Linked DNA regions of Homo sapiens: region 2 is linked to region 1. Evidence: chromatin contacts called from ENCODE Hi-C or POLR2A ChIA-PET data. All regions are on one chromosome and are shown on one strand. The core of a region is the stretch at or near the end of the contact, and the rest is flanking DNA. Distances in the headings are between cores, read along the strand shown. Region 1 holds the start of PDXDC1 (pyridoxal dependent decarboxylase domain containing 1). Region 2 holds the start of RRN3 (RNA polymerase I transcription factor RRN3).

Region 1 (7,900 bases), core at 3,024-5,523:
ACACGAATTGCCAGCTCTTAGCACTGTCCAGTGGAACCTTCTTTGCGATGGAAATGTTCCACATCTGTGCTGCCCAGTGTAGCAGACATCAGCCACATGTGGCTGCTGAGCACTTGAAATGTGGCTAGCATGACTGAGGAAATGAATTTTAAATTGTGTTTAATTTTAATCTCAATGTAAACTGCCAAATATGGCTAGTGGTGACCAAACCGGAACTGTAGCTCTAGATTCCCTAAATTAGGGACTTTCAATGACAGGCAATTCCCTCTACCCCTTGGGGGACAACTGCCCCCATCTTGAGACATTTCTTATTGTTACAACTGGGTGTAGGGAGTGCGACTAGCATCTACTGAGCAGAGGTCTGGGACACTGCTAAGCATGCTGCCATGCACAGGCCAGCCCCCATAACAGCAAATTATCTGACCCAAAATATCACTAGTGCTGACGCTGAGAAACTGCTTTAAGTTTGCTCAAGGACAGAATTAAAGTAAATGCAAACAAACTGCAGTATACCTTGCCTAAACATAATACCCAGGAAGAATGAGATCTTTTAACCAACAGAAAAAGGTCTGGGCTATTCTACAAGTTTAGAGTAGCAGGTTTTGGCCTGGCACGGTGGCTCACGCTTATAATCCCAGCACTTTGGGAGGCTAAGGCAAGAGGATGGCTTCAGCCCAGGAGGTTGGGACCAGCCTGGGCAATATAGTGAGACCTTGTCTCGAGAACAAAAAAATTGTTTTAATTAGCTCAGTGTGGGGGTGAGTGCCTGTAGTCCCAGCTACTCAGGAGGCTGAGGCGCGAGGATCACTTGAGCCCTGGAGACGGACGTTGCAGTGAGCCGAGATTGTACCACGGCTCTCCAGCCTGGGTGACAGAGAGAGATCCTGTCTCAAAAATAATAATAATATAACAGGTTTTTACTGGAAGGTGTGTTTAATAACTTAAAATCTTCATCATTATAGTGATTACTTCCTGTGGCATTTTCCTTATTGAATATTAACATAAGTACACACTGTGAGACTCTGCTACAGGGCCTTGTTCCTTATGCCTTGGACATACAGTGGGGGGCAGGGGCAAAGCCCCTACTCCTACTCTCCTAAGTTTGAATTTCCTTTGCCTCCTCAATTAACCCATCTGATTTATTGGGACATCACTGATCTCAGATACAAGAAAACTGATACTGTTGTGGAAGAAAAGCAAATCGTGACGAGAAAATGGCTCTGTTATCACAGGTCTGCACGTTTACATAACAGAAAAAGCAAGGGACAGAACTATATTTGGACCAAATCCAAATCACTGAGTGATTCTACTAAATGATGATCGCATACTACATTTTGTTTTTGTTTTTTCACATACATTTTAAAGTGAGAGATATTATTTTAAATTTTAGAGGGTGAGCATCAAATAACATTGTGGTTTCTGTAATCAGTATAAATTATGCAACAATCAGTTTAAATGGGATCATTTACAACTGCTCACATAGCTCTTGAGTTTATATTAACAATGTAGAATTTAACGCAGGATAGTCTATTCCTCAAAGAAACAGGAATAATGAACACAATTAAATGTTTCACTTTGACCCAGACTATTTTTCAGAACATAAAGTCATCAACATTCATATTACAGCAATGCTTTTTCTTTTCTGCCCAATTAGCACCAATATAAATCGTTTATTCCATCTAAGGCCCTGTATTACTTCAGGGAATATAAATCTAAGTCCCGGCCAGGTGCAGTGGCTTACGCCTGTAATCCCAGCACCGTGGGAGGCTGAGGCTGAAGGATCACAAGGTCAGGCGTTTGAGACCATCCTGACCAACGTGGTGAAACCCCATCTCTACTGGGAATACAAAAATTAGTCGGGTGTGGTGTCACACGCCTGTAGTCACAGCTGCTCGGGAGGCTGAGGCAGGAGAATCACTTGAATCCGGGAGGCGGAGGTTGCAGGGATCCGAGATCGCCTCACTGCACTCCAGCCTGGGCAAGAGACCGAGACTCCCTCTCAAAAAAAAAAAAAAAAAAAAAAAAAAAAGTAAGTCCCATAGTTCTGAAAAACTTACACTCAGAATTTTCACATTGACCTAAGGCAGAAACCTCCAGCCCACACGTTCTGAATTCCTAAAAGATCACTACAATTTTTGTGAATGCTCCAATATTAAACACACTGGAATTTCAGTCCCTCTTGCGATCCTCATTGAGAGAGTTTAAGATCTTTTATCATCAATTAACACTTAGGGAGCAACTACTGTAACCTACTGATCAAATGCCAGAAAAGTAATATTTAAAGCAGGATTCTGACCCACCCTGCAGATTTTCCTATAAAGGCTAATTATTCCTGGAGGAAAGATCACCCCAGTTCTTCAGGATTCCAATTACAATCACATGAAGCCCACCCACCTTCTTAGGAAATTGATAACACCACTTTGCATCGTTTTGTACTCAACTGCTGGTGTTATAAACATGATCTTGACCAGGATTTCTCAGCCTCAACACTGCTGACATTTTGGGCCAGAGAATTCTCCAGCGTGGGGGGCTGTCCTGTGCAACGTAGGATGTTTAGAGGCGTCCCTGGCCTCTACCCACTAGGTACCGGCAGCACCTCCCTGCCCCCATTGTGACAATCAAAACTATGTCCAGAGATAGCCAAATGTCTCCTGGGGAAATAAATTGCCCCCTGCTTTAAGAACCACTCATCTGGACAAACTCAAAGTACCAAAAGGTAGACACCCTGCTAATCAGACGACCGGAAAGACTTTATTCCCAGCCAGGAAAACACGTAACATTCACCCCAGAGATGGCACAAGAAAACCATATTATCTTTTTCTTGTCTTCCACCCAATTTATGCTAAGCAACCCAGGAGTAGGCTATACCACTGTGAGCACATGAAGACATCTGGCCCAACCTTTACAATTATTGCCTTCAACTCTCCAGTGACAAGTGAACAAAATCTACAGCAGCTGCTGCCTTGAAAAAAGACAAAATATATTATTCCTACCAGCTCAAAATTAAAATGTAGCCGTCTTAAAACACGAGCATTGCTCCTGAATGCCACATGCATGAAAAACCGGGTATGCACTGGATTGGACAAGCAGACTCCCAAGCTGGAACAGACAGAAGGGCTTTGAGGGAGGGCAGAATGTCAGGTACCGAAAGCAGGAATCCGTGAAGAAACCCAAACTGGTTTCCATTTACAAGCCCTAACACTGGGACAATGAGAATCCGTTTCACATGGTAGAGCAGTCAGCCTGGTACACCACGCTGCCGTTCCCCCAAGGGGAAACCAGAGGTAGGCTCTGTTACCAGTGGATTTCGAGTTGACTCGGGGATCCCTCCTCGCCACTGGAATGGGGGAGCCAGGAAGTTGTGGAGCAGCTGCGATCCCCAAAACTCAATTCGCAATCTACGCAACACCCACCCCTTTCTGGAACTCAGAGGTTCTCGCCCGGTGATCGCAGGCTCAGCATCAGAATCACCTGCGTGGGGCGGAGTGGGAGCGGGGCGGTGGCGGTTAAACACGCAGTTCCCGGTCCCGCCCCCAGAGGTTCTGACCCCGGGACTGAACCTCCGCATTTTACCAAAGGCCCCAGGTGATTCCCACTCAGGCTGAAGTTGGAAAACCACTGCTTTGGCAATTTTCATTCCTAACTCGGAGACCAAGAAAAACCTACAGGTTTGCAGCTGGCTCTGAAATAACTGCGGCTTCTTTCCGGGAGCATCTGGGGCCGCCAACGGAGAGCTCCCGGTCCTCCGAAAGGGCCAGCCGAGCTCAGGCCGGCCACTCGCGGAACCTCGGCAGGGCCCAAGGTCGGCCCCGCGGTCCCAGTCCTGGGCTCCGGGCCCGTCGCGGCCCCCACCGAACCCCGCCCAGCCTCTTCGGCCCACGGGGACCCAAGAGACACCCGGCCCCGTGACGCGCCCGGGCCCCAGCCGCCCTCCCGGCGAGGCCTCCTCAGGCAGGGCCTGTCAGCCCGCGTCCCCCTGTCCGGGTCACAATGGCAGCTCGCGACTGGGAAACAGTTGCCTCGGAAGCGGGAGCCCCGGGCCGCAGCACCGTCCCCATCGCCCCCTCCCGGCACGGACCTTCTCCAGGGACGCGTCCATGGCTGAGGCGGCCGGTGGTGGCCTGGCGGTCCCGGGCTCTACTTCCTCCTCCCGCGCCCCGCAGCTCCTTCCACGCTGGCAGCGCTGACGTCCCCCGCGCCCGCGGCCGGCGGGGCGGAGAAGAGGAGGAGCTGCCAGGCGGCGCCGCGGGCTGCCGAACCTGATGGTTGAGAGGCGGCGGGGCGGGGCCCCGTAGCGCTGGGCGGAGCCCTCTGGGATTCCGTACCTGGGCGCCACGCCGGCCCTCCCTAACGTGCGCAGGTGAAGGGGGGAGGATGCCCGGTGGATTGTTCACCAAACTCTTTCCAGCAGCCTGTTGCAATCATCAAGGTAGAAGTATAATAATCACAAAGTACTATTCATGGAGTGAAAGGCTGGAAATACTAGTGACGCACCTCACTTCCGGGCCCAGGCTTCCAAGTCTCCCGCCTCACCTCCCGCCGGCATCCCTCGAGAATGGAACAGGCCATTCGCCAAGGAGGCGGTGAGCGAGTGGGCAACCTTGCGCATGCGCAGGACTCGCAGCGTCCTCGGCGCCCGGGGACTTGGGGGTTTTGGGGTTGGGGGCTGCTTAGTGAACGCTGTTCAGAGAAGGCACTGATCTAAGCTGAGGTGTTGTCTCAGACCTTACCGCCGAATTCTAGACGGAAAAAATTGTTGTAACAACCGGTCCAGCCTCTTTCATGTCACAATTATCACTTGTCAGGTAATGGGTAGTAGTAATAATGATAATATTAATACATCAGCTGCTGTTCTTCCATTTTCCTATTTCAGCAGCTCTAGGAGATCATTATCCCCATTTCGCAGTGCCGATCTAGGTAGGATTCAGACCCAAGCCCCATGAGTCCACATACTGCTTCCACTCCTACTTTACTTTAAATGTTTTAAAAAGTTAATTTTTTATTAATTTTTTTATCTTGTTAACCGATGAACTGAAGAGAAAAAAAATTAAAATCTCATTTTAATAGAGAAGGTAGGGGTGTCTCACTATGTTACCCAAGCTGGCTTCAAACTCCTGGCCTCAGGCGATCTTCCCGTCTCAGCTTCCCCAAGTGCTGGGATTACAGGCATGAGCTACCACGCCCGGCCACTTTTGCAATTTTACTGCAATGTGTTTCGAACGAATGGGGAGGGCGTACATTTGCTTAGTAGATTCCTCCCACCTTAATGTGGGAAACTGATATAGACTACCACAGTGGCAATCAATGGAACACTTCACCTCTGCGATGACGCTACAACCACAATCTTACTCCTTTTCTCTCCTGTTTTATACTCTTCGTCCCGAAATCTGTGTAAACAGGGTCACATTTTCAGCGCAGTAACTCCATGTTTTGAGCTATCTACGTTGTATTTGGTAAATTGCCTGGTTATGTTAATAAAATTATTTTCTACCAAAAAACCCTTGTGTGCTGGTTTAGACTGTACTGTGGGGATTATTCTGACTCTCTAAAGAGCTTTCCAAACAGAAGGAAAGATAGATTTATGTCTTTCAAGAATTGAAGATTGAATGTACCCCTGCTTGAGCAAAACAAGTCACTTTTCCAACGTGTTATGAAATTTTTCAAACGTAGAAAAGTTTAAACAGTTGTACAGTGAACAACCATATACCCACTACCTAGATTCTACAGTTAATTTTCCCTATATTTGCTTTAATCACATATGCATCCATATATCCATCCATCGATATATGTTAGTACATTTCACCTCTGAGCACCTCAGCATGGGTATCATTCAAAACTAGTAAATTTTACTAAAGTCACCTCCAAGTTTCTGTGGATTACATTACAAAGTATAATAGATTCTACAAAACAAATACTAGAGAGAAAAGTTAACTTTACTGTTTTAAAAGTAGACTTTGAAAACCCAACATGAAAAAGTGGAAATAATCAACCGTATTATTTATTATATTTAGCCAAACATTTATTGACTGCCATCTTGGACAGTTGTGCTGGAAATAGTATGTAAAAGAATAAGAGGCTGGTTCAAGAGCAGCCTGGCCAACAGAGTGAAACTCCGTCTCTACTAAAAATACAAAAAATTAGCTGGGCGTGGTGGCAAACACCTGTAATCCCAGCTACCTGGGAGGCTGAGGCAGGGGAATCACTTGAACCCCGGGGGCAGAGGTTGCAGTGAGCCGAGATTGTGCCACTGCGCTCCAGCCTGGGCAATAAGACGAGACTCCATCTCAAAAAACAATAAAAATACAAATAAGAGGCTGGGCCGGGCGCGGTGGCTCACGCCTGTAATCCCAGCACTTTGGGAGGCCGAGGCGGGCGGATCACGAGGTCAGGAGATCGAGACCATCCTGGCTAACACGGTGAAACCCCGTGTCTACCAAAAATACAAAAAGAAATTAGCCGGGCATGGTGGCGGGCGCCTGTAGTCCCAGCTATTCTGGAGGCTGAGGCAGGAGAATGGCGTGAACCCGGGAGGCGGAGCTTGCAGTGAGCAGAGATCGCACCACTGCACTCCAGCCTGGGCGACAAAGCGAGACTCTGTCTCAAAAACAAAATATAATAAAAAATTTAAAAATTTAAAAAAGGCTGGGCGCGGTGGCTCATGCCTGTAATCCCAGCACTTTGAGAGGCCGAGGTGGGCGGATCACCTGAGGTCAGGAGTTGGAGAACAGCGTGGCCAACATGGTGAAACCCTCGTCTGTACTAAAAATAGAAAAATTAGTGGGTGTGGTGGTGTGCGCCTGTAATCCCAGCTACTCGGGAGGCTGAGGCAGCAGAATCGCTTCAACCTGGGAGGCGGAGGTTGCAGTGAGCCAAGATTGCACCACTGCATTCCAGCCTGGACGACAAGAGCAAGACTCCGTCTACACACACACACACACACACACACACACACACACACACACACACACACAAAACAAAGACAAGCTCTCTGCCCTGAAGAAAAACACTATTTTGGGTAGAAGTTTTTACTTTGGGATGCAGATGGAGGTCTCTGAAACTATACTCAACATTTTGTGTGTGAGTGAGTGCATTTTTCTGGGGAAAACATCCATTGTCTTCATTATATACTCAAGTCTGTGATTCCCCCATCCCCGAAAAAAAAAAAAAAAAGTTGAAACCATTTGGCTTGTGGATGCACAGATAGGAAAACTGATACATTATAATGCAACATTCTATGGACTAGTGAAGAGAGATAAGCAGAATATTGTACAGTTTGGAGCATGAAGCCATCAGTTGTGGGGAGGTTTAATCTCTACTGACATATGGCTTTATGTGCTGCTAACAGACCTGTCTTTTTCTTTCTTTTTCTTTTTCCAGACGAGTCTCACTCTGTTGTCCAGGCTGAAGTGTAACGGCGCAGTCTTGGCTCACTGCAACCTCTGCCTCCCCGGTTCAAGTGATTCTGCTGCCTCAGCCTCCCGGAGTAGCTTCGACTGGAGGCGTGCGCCATCGCACACACTGTATTTTTAGTAGAGACAGGGTCTTACCATGTTGGCCAGGCTGGTCTCAAACTCCCAACCTCAAGTGATCCTCCTGCCTCGGCCTCCCAAAGTGTTTGGATTACAGGCCTGAGCCACCGAGCCTGGCCTCAAACACTTCTCTTTTTTCCTTTTTTTTGAGATGGAGTCTCGTTCTGTCGCCAGGCTGGAGTGCAGTGGCACCATCTCTGCTCACTGCAAGCTCCGCCTCCCGGGTTCAAGCAATTCTCCTGCCTCAGCCTCCTGAGTAGCTGGGATTACAGGTGCGTGCCACCAAGCCTGGCTAATTTTTGTATTTTTAGTAGAGACGGGGTTTCACTAGTTGGACAGGCTAGTCTCCAACTCCTGATCTCAGGTGGTCC
Region 2 (7,900 bases), core at 4,130-6,629, 120 kb before region 1:
GGGGGAGGGTCTTAATTTTCTTTATCCCTCCCCCACCCCCTTTATTTTCTCTGGGGAAGGCAAGACTGGATAAGGAGGCTTTTATCCTGCCAAGATGAGTTGGCCCACAGGACAATTTGACTGAATAGAGGCTCCACAAAGAACGGACATGGTCAAAGAATTACAACAGAAATTATGCATTTAGTTTTAAGGTTTTCTTTTTCTCCTTTTTTTTTTTTTTTTTTTTTTTTTGAGACCAAGTCTTGCTCTGTTGCCCAGGCTGGAGTGCAGTGTTGCGATCTTGGCTCACTGCAACCTCTGCCTCCTGGGTTCAAGCAATTCTCCAGCCTCAGCCTCTCAAGTAGCTGGGATTACAGGCACCTGCCACCACACCTGCTAATTCGTATTTTTAGTAGAGATGGGGTTTCACCATGTTGGCCCAGCTGGTCTTGAACTCCTGATCTCAAGTGAGCCACCTGCCTCAGCCTCCCAAAGTACAGGGATTACAGGCATGAGCCACAGGGCCCGGCCAGTATTTTTCTTGTATAATGCTCAGAGTTTCCTTTAAATCTTTTTAAAAACTTGGCAGCCTTAGTCTTAGCTGTGCTTTGGGAAAATAAGGAGCTGCACTCAAGCTTAAGAAGATATTGCTGGAAGTGTACATTGGCACAGCCTTCAAAAAGCTTCTTGGTGCCCTCCTGTAACCCAATCGACACTGGCTAGAGAGATGAGGTCATATTGCATCAAATGGCTTCCAGTGATTCTTTGCTGTGGACAAGAAAGTTGCTCTTTTTTTTTGAGAGGGAGTTTTGATGCCTAGGCTGGAGTGCAATGGCAGTGATCTCGGCTCACTGCAACCTCTGCCTCCCAGGTTCAAGTGATTCTCCTGCCTCAGCCTCCCAAGTAGCTGGGATTACAGGCATGTGCCACCATGCCAGGCTAATTTTGTATTTTTAGTAGAGACAGGGTTTTTCCATGTTGGTCAGGCTGGTCTCGAACTCCCGACCTCAGGTGATCCACCCACCTTGGCCTCCAAAAGTGCTGGGATTACAGGCGTGAGCCACCATGCCCGGCCAAGAAGGTCACTCTTTATGCTCAACAAATGTATTGCAAATGGCTGAAAGGTAGGGAGGATCCAGATGAACAATTTCTAAATAGAAAAACTAATAGTAGCCAGACACGATGGCTCACACCTGTAATCCCAGCATTTTAGGAGGTCAAGGTAGGCAGATCACCTGAGGTCAGGCATTTGAGACCAGCCTGGGCAACATGGAGAAACCCCATCTCTACTAAAAATACAAAAATTAGCCAGGTGTGGTGGCGGGCACATGTAGTCCCAGCTACTCAGGAGGCTGAGGCAGGAGAATCGCTTGAACCCGGGAGGCAGAGGTTGCAGTGAGCTGAGCTTGTGCCACTGTACCCCAGCCTGGGCAACAGAGTGAGACTCTGTCTCAAAAAAAAAAAAAAAAAATCATAGATATCCAATTTGTTCCTTTCTCCTTTCCTAAAAGCTTTTGGTGCCCCCTCCAACCCAACAGTTCCACCCTAGAAAAACACTTGTACACATACATCAGGACATGATACAAGAATATTCAGGCTGGTCGCGGTGGCTCATGCCTATAATCTCAGCATTTTGGGAGGCCGAGGTGGGAGGACGGCGGGAGATCATGCCACTGCACTCCAGCCTGGGCAACAGAGGGAGACTCCGTCTCAAAAAAAAAAAAAAAAAAAAAGCATAATGTTGAAAACAAACAGCAGTATAATACAGCATGGAGATAACTTTATAAAATGCAAAGACAAATAAAAGTAAATATAGTGCATTGTTTAGGAGTATAAATATGATAATTATTCAAAGAAAACTAAAATGACTTTTAAAAATCATGATGGTGACTATTTTTGGGAGGAAAGCAGGTAGAAGGTGGGATCCGAGAGCAGCACAGAGTAAGTGTCAATTGTCCTAGTTAATGTTCGGCTTCTTAAATTGGGCGATATGTTCACAGGTGTTCATTATGTTCTTTTTTTTTTTTTTGGAGACGGAGTCTCACTCTGTCACCCAGGCTGGGGTGCAGTGGCGCGATCTCGGCTCACTGCAAGCTCCACCTCTCGGGTTCATGCCATTCTCCTGCCTCAGCTTCCCAAGTAGCTGGGATTACAAGTGCCTGCCACCACGCCCGGCACATTTTTTTTTTTTTTTTTTTTTTTTGTATTTTTAGTAGAGACGGGGTTTCACCGCATTAGCCAGGATGGTCTCGATCTCCTGACCTCGTGATCCGCCTGCCTCGGCCTCCCAAAGTGCTGGGATTACAGGCAGGAGCCGCTGTGTCTGGCCCATTATGTTCTTATAACTTACATTAACATATTATTTTGTACATATCAAGCTTTTTTTCCCTTTTTTTTTTTAAGAGATGAGATTTTGCTTTGTCACCCAGGCCAGAGAGTGTCGTGGTGTAGTCATAGCTCACTGCAGCTTCCAACTCCTGGGTTCAAGTGATTCTCCCACCTCTGTCTCCCAAATAATTGGAACTACAGGCACGTGCCACCATGCCTGGGTAAGTTTTTTAAAAGTGTTATTTGTAGAGACGGAGTCTGGCTGTGTTGCCTGGGCTGGTCTCAAACTCCTGGCTTCAAGTTATCCTCCTGCCTCAGCCTCCCAAAGCTCTGGCATTACAGGTGTGAGTCACTGCACCCAGACTCAGACTTTTTTTAAGGGAAAGAATGGGAGTGTAGGTGGGGAGACACACTTTGGGAGGCCAAGGTGGGAGGATCACTTGGGCCGGGGGTTCAAGACCAGCCTGGGCAACAAAGTGAGACCTCGTATTTACCAAAAATACAAAAAATTAGCTGGGCTTGGTGGTGTGGGTTCGGGCGGCTGAGGTGAGAGGATTGCATAAGCTGTAGGAGCCCGAGGCTGCAACGAGCCATGATCGCGCCATTGCGCTCTAACTTGGGCTAGACAATGAGATCCTGTCTCAAACCAAAACAAAACAAAACAGATAATTGTCAGATTGCTGTTTTGCTATTGTTGCTTTTTGTTTTTGCTTTGCTTTCCCTTGGAAGTGAAGAAGAGATTCTCATTTAAACAGTTATCTTGAAGTATCTTTGTGAGCTACGGTGCAATTATTTCCTCTGTCCTTGAGACACAGATGATTCCTGTCCAACATTCCCAAGGAACTCAGTAAGGACCAAATAGAGACTCAGGAAAGACAGTTACTGATTTTACACTGTTGCAAAACAGAGCTATGGTTTATGTTTAACAAACTGCTGGCGGGGCGTGGTGGCTCATGCCTGTAATCCCAGCACTTTGGGATGCCAAGGCGGGCGGATCACTTGAGGTCAAGAGTTTGAGACCAGCCTGGCCAACATGGTGAAACCCTGTCTCTACTAAAAATACAAAAATTAGCTGGGCATGGTGGCGCATGCCTGTAATCCTAGCTACTGGGGAGGCTGAGGCACAAGAATCGCTTGAACCTGGGAAGCAGAGGATGCAGTGAGCCAAGATCATGACACTGTACTCCAGCCTGGGTGACAGAGCGAGACTCTGTCTCAAAAAAAAAACAAAAAACAAAAAAACCAAATTGCTGTATTTTATGTTGTGAAATAGGGTCTTGCTGTGTTGTCCAGGCTGGAGTGCAGGGGTACAATCACAGCTCACTGCAGCCTTGACCTCCAGGGCTCAAGTGATCCTCCGTCCTCAGTTTTCAAGTAGCTGGGACTACAGGTATGCACCACCATATGTTGCCCAGGCTGGTCTTGAACTCCTGGAGAGAGATACATATAAACACACACACACACACACACACACACACACACCTTTTTTTTTTTTGAGACACAGTTTCACTCGTCACCCAGGCTGGAGTGCAATGGCACGATCTTGGCTCACTGCAACCTCTGCCTCCTGGGTTCAAACTATTCTCCTGCCTCGGCCTCCCAAGTAGCTGGGATTACAGGCACTGCCACCATGCCTGGCTAATTTTGTATTTTTAGTAGAGACAGGGTTTTGTCATGTTGGCCAGGCTGGTCTCAAACTTCTGGCCTCAGGTGATCCACTTGCCTCGGCCTCCCAAAGTGTTGGGATAACAGGCGTGAGCCACTGCGCCGGGCCCATACATATGCATTTTTAAAAACTTATTTATTTATTTCGAGACAGGGTCTCACTCTGTTGCCCAAGCAGGAGTGCAGTGGTGCTATCTCCCAGGCTCAAGCAATCCTCAGCCTCCCGAGTAGCTGGGACTACAGGTGTGTGCCACCACACCCAGATAATTTTTATTATTTTTATTTTTTAAATTTTTTGTAGAGATGGAGTTTCACCGTGTCACCCAGGCTGGATATTTTTGTATTTTTGATAGGCCTGTACAGTTTCCAAAGTTGCAACCTTTTCCCCTCCCTGAGAGTAGGGGCAGCCCCTGCTCTCCCTCTACATCCTCCACAGTCCCGAGGTTTTGGCCTCTGTTTCCTCCGTTTCCTATGCTTGGAACGCCAGTGGCTCTTTTGTTGGTCTGGCTGACTCCTGTTCCTCTTTTAAAAATTTAAGTTTGGCCGGGCGTGGTGGCTCATGCTTGTAATCCCAGCACTTTGGGAGGCCGAGGCGGGCGGATGACCTGAGGTCATGAGTTCGAGACCAGCCTGGCCAACACAGTGCAACCCCGTCTCCACTAAAAATACGAAAATTAGCCGGGTGTGGTGGCATGCGCCTGTAATCCCAGCTACTTGGGAGGCTGAGGCACGAGAATTGCTGGAACTGGGGAGGCGGAGGTTGCAGTGAGCTGAGATCACACCACTGCACTCCACCTGGGCAAAAGGGCAAGACTCGGCCTCAAAAGAAAATAAATAAATAAATAAATAAAGTCAAGGGGGTAACACCTCTTCGTAACTCTCCTGTTGTTTCTCATGCCAGCATCACCATAGCCTTGAGGCTCTGAGGTAGGTCACTTCGTCGAGCTCGTTTCCGTGAGGATAACGTTATCTTGGGTGTCTGTGAGACTGCTGCACTGAGTATAGAGCCCAGGCTCCTGGGTCAGCCGGGTTCGAATCCCCTTTCCTCCGTGAAGATCTGGGTCAGTCACAAGTGCTTCAGTTTCTTCGATTTGACTGAGGGAGGCTTTGACTCCAAAAAATTAACACTTGAGTGTACCCGGCCACAGCTTAGCACATCCAGGGTGTTTCCACCCTTTCTTCGGGATCCTCAGGGCTGGATGGAGCCGGTCCTTCCCGTCTCTCCTTATACTCACGCACTAGCGCTGGCTGGAACAAGTCCTCCAAGTAGAACGAGGAGCGGGTTTCAGCGGCGCTCTAGCCCGCCGAGAGCATACGCCCTCCCCACGCGGGGCCGCTGATTGGCTGAAGGTTGCGCTGGCACGCGCAACTTCCGGGACAGAGGCTGTGGCTGGAAGGAGCTGGGCATCCGGCCTGAGGCGCAGCGGTCGCGTTAGTTCGGCCCAATGGCGGCACCGCTGCTTCACACGCGTTTGCCGGGAGATGCGGCCGCTTCGTCCTCTGCAGTTAAGAAGCTGGGCGCGTCGAGGACTGGGTAAGATTCAGGCCGCTTCCTTCTGCGTATCTGGGACGAAAGCTCAGGACGGCGCTTAGAGGAGCGGATTGAAAGGATGTGGGACAAAGCTCATGGCGTGTGATAGGAGCACGGGGTGGAGGGTCATCTCACGTTCACAGAAATGAGCTCATTCCTCCTAACTGGGTAATAGACATGGGTGGGGCCTGGAAAAGTGACTATGTTCTCTGTTCTGGAGGCCCCCTTTCCCGACTGTGTCTCTTCGTGATTTCCCAGGCCTGGGTACTGCCTTCTGCGCCTTGACCCCTCTTCCTTCCCTCTTCTTCGTCCAAATTTGGAAGGGATTTCCCTGGGCTATGTGGGTTATCAGCCGAACGTCGTCACTCATGGCAAATTGAATATTACATCTTTTTTGTTTGGAATTTGTTTCGACACACGTATTTGTTTCGCAGTCTTTATTTTGCTCCACTTTTAAAATCCCTAACCCCCGTAGCACTCTTGGCGTTTAACTTTCAGAGTCATTAGGATGCTATGTTTTTTCATTAATTTACTACGTGTAAGTGAAGCAAACCTTGTAAAACAATTAGCGTAATATGATTCATAATAATTATCGAGCTCCTGCTTACTGTGTTAAACACTGGGGACAGTGGTTTATCCAAAGACACTAATGTCCCTGCTTTCTACAGAGCTTACAGCATAGGGGGGAAAGGCAGTACATAGGCCAATAAATAAACGAACACGATGATTTCAGTTATACAACAAGGTAATGGGGGAGGGAGAAGGGAGAGAAGGAGCTTTTGAGATTTCTCATTGGGAAGACATCTGTCATTTGAGCTTCCACTTGAATGAAGACAAAAATCTAGGCCGGGCGCGGTTGCTCACGCCTGTAATCCCAGCACTTTGGGAGGCCGAGGCGGGCGGATCATCTGAAGTCAGGAGTTGGAGACCAGCCTGGCCAACGTGCGAAACCTCGTCTCTACTGAAAATACAAAAATCAGCCGGGCATGGTGGCAGGTGCCTGTAATCCCAGCTACTCAGGAGGCTGAGGCAGGATAATTGCTTGAACCCGGGAGATGGAGGTTGCAGTTAAGCCAAGATCACACCACTGCACTCCAGCCTGGGCAGCAGAGCAAGACTCCATCTCAAAAAAAAAAATCCAGCCACGTAGAGATTTGGGAAAAGAGTATTTCCAATAGAGTGAACAGTAAGTGAAATGAAAAACAGCTTGGCTTGTTTGAAGAGCAGAAAAGACGTTATGGCTGTAGTAAAACAAGTTGTTGGAGATGAGGTGAGAGAGGTAGGCAGGGGCCAGATTAATGTAGGATCTTAAAGACCACACTGAGAGATTTGGATTTTTACTGTAAGTGCAGTGGGAAGACAGTTATTGGTTGCTGAGCAAAGGAAGGATTGTTGGTTAAGAGTGGAAGCAGGGAGACCAGTAAAGAGGCCTTAACAATAGTTCCACTGAATTATGTTGGTTCAATAAATGTTGGCTATTATAATTTTTATTATTTTCATGAACTTAATAGCTTGTTAATCTTGGTTCCACAGGATTTCAAATATGCGTGCATTAGAGAATGACTTTTTCAATTCTCCCCCAAGAAAAACTGTTCGGTTTGGTGGAACTGTGACAGAAGTCTTGCTGAAGTACAAAAAGGTAAGGGGAGATAATGTGTGAGGTTTGCTTTTGGTTAGGTCAGAATACAACTATTGCTGTTATACTAAAGACCAATAGAAATAGCAAGATTAATTAAGATACCAGTTGAAATCAAATATTTAATAATAGCATGATGCCGTCAGTGCAAAATTAGAGTAATAGTGTCCTTTTTTTCCCCCACCTTGGCCCATTTCACAGGTAATAATGAGAGAGTAATAATGTCTTTACTGAGGTTTCACCTCTTCAAATGCTTTATTTACGAAGCATCTTTTAACTTTAGCAAGTGCCAGAATTAAAAACAATTACACCATTTTATTTATTTATTTATTTGTGCTGGAGTCTTCCTCTGTCACCCAGGCTGGAGTGCAGTGGCGTGACCTCGGCTCACTGCATCCTCCACCTCCCAGGTTCAAGCAATTCTCCTGCCTCAGTCTTCCGAATAGGTGGGGTTACAGGCACACACCACCACACCTGGCTAATTTTTTTATTTTTTTAGTAGAGGCAGGGTTTCACCATGTTGGCCAGGCTGGTCTCGAACTCCTGACCTTGTGATCCACCCGCCTTGGCCTCCCAAAGTGCTGGGATTACAGACGTGAGCCACCATGCCTGGCCTACAGCATTTTATTTTTTGAGGAACTTACCTAAGCATTACTTTGGGACAGTAAACCAGTTCTCTGAGTAGGGATTTTTGTTTTTGTGGTAGTTTAGAAGCATTTCTACTGTATCTCAGCAGTAGAGGGAAAATGTTAAGTAACCAT

Evidence for each region. A loop is a pair of places that touch in the nucleus more often than their neighbours do. ChIA-PET counts read pairs that join two places held with the same protein, here RNA polymerase II (POLR2A). Pooled maps may share reads with other maps.
Region 2: a pooled map shows a loop between it and region 1 (5-fold over the local background). The contact joins the promoter of RRN3 here to the promoter of PDXDC1 in region 1. A Hi-C loop is called at or near these places in 1 of 37 single-sample maps with no recorded cell type and 5 of 50 pooled maps. POLR2A ChIA-PET finds 5 or more read pairs at or near these places in 2 of 52 experiments (PC-9 and T-cell).

Annotation. Positions count from the first base shown.
Region 1 is chr16:14,971,399-14,979,298 of GRCh38, reverse strand. PDXDC1 (pyridoxal dependent decarboxylase domain containing 1) reads right to left here and starts at 4,273. Exons shown (of 23, transcript NM_015027.4): 1 at 4,079-4,273. The coding sequence starts at 4,099. RefSeq lists an enhancer at 4,192-4,955 and a silencer at 5,113-5,407.
Region 2 is chr16:15,091,751-15,099,650 of GRCh38, reverse strand. RRN3 (RNA polymerase I transcription factor RRN3) reads left to right here and starts at 5,379. Exons shown (of 18, transcript NM_018427.5): 1 at 5,379-5,506; 2 at 7,037-7,142. The coding sequence starts at 5,418. It overlaps LOC100505915 (a long non-coding RNA gene), which reads right to left and starts at 5,240. Exons shown (of 4, transcript NR_125434.1): 1 at 4,840-5,240. It also overlaps a transcript of PDXDC1 not described here. RefSeq lists an enhancer at 5,105-5,399.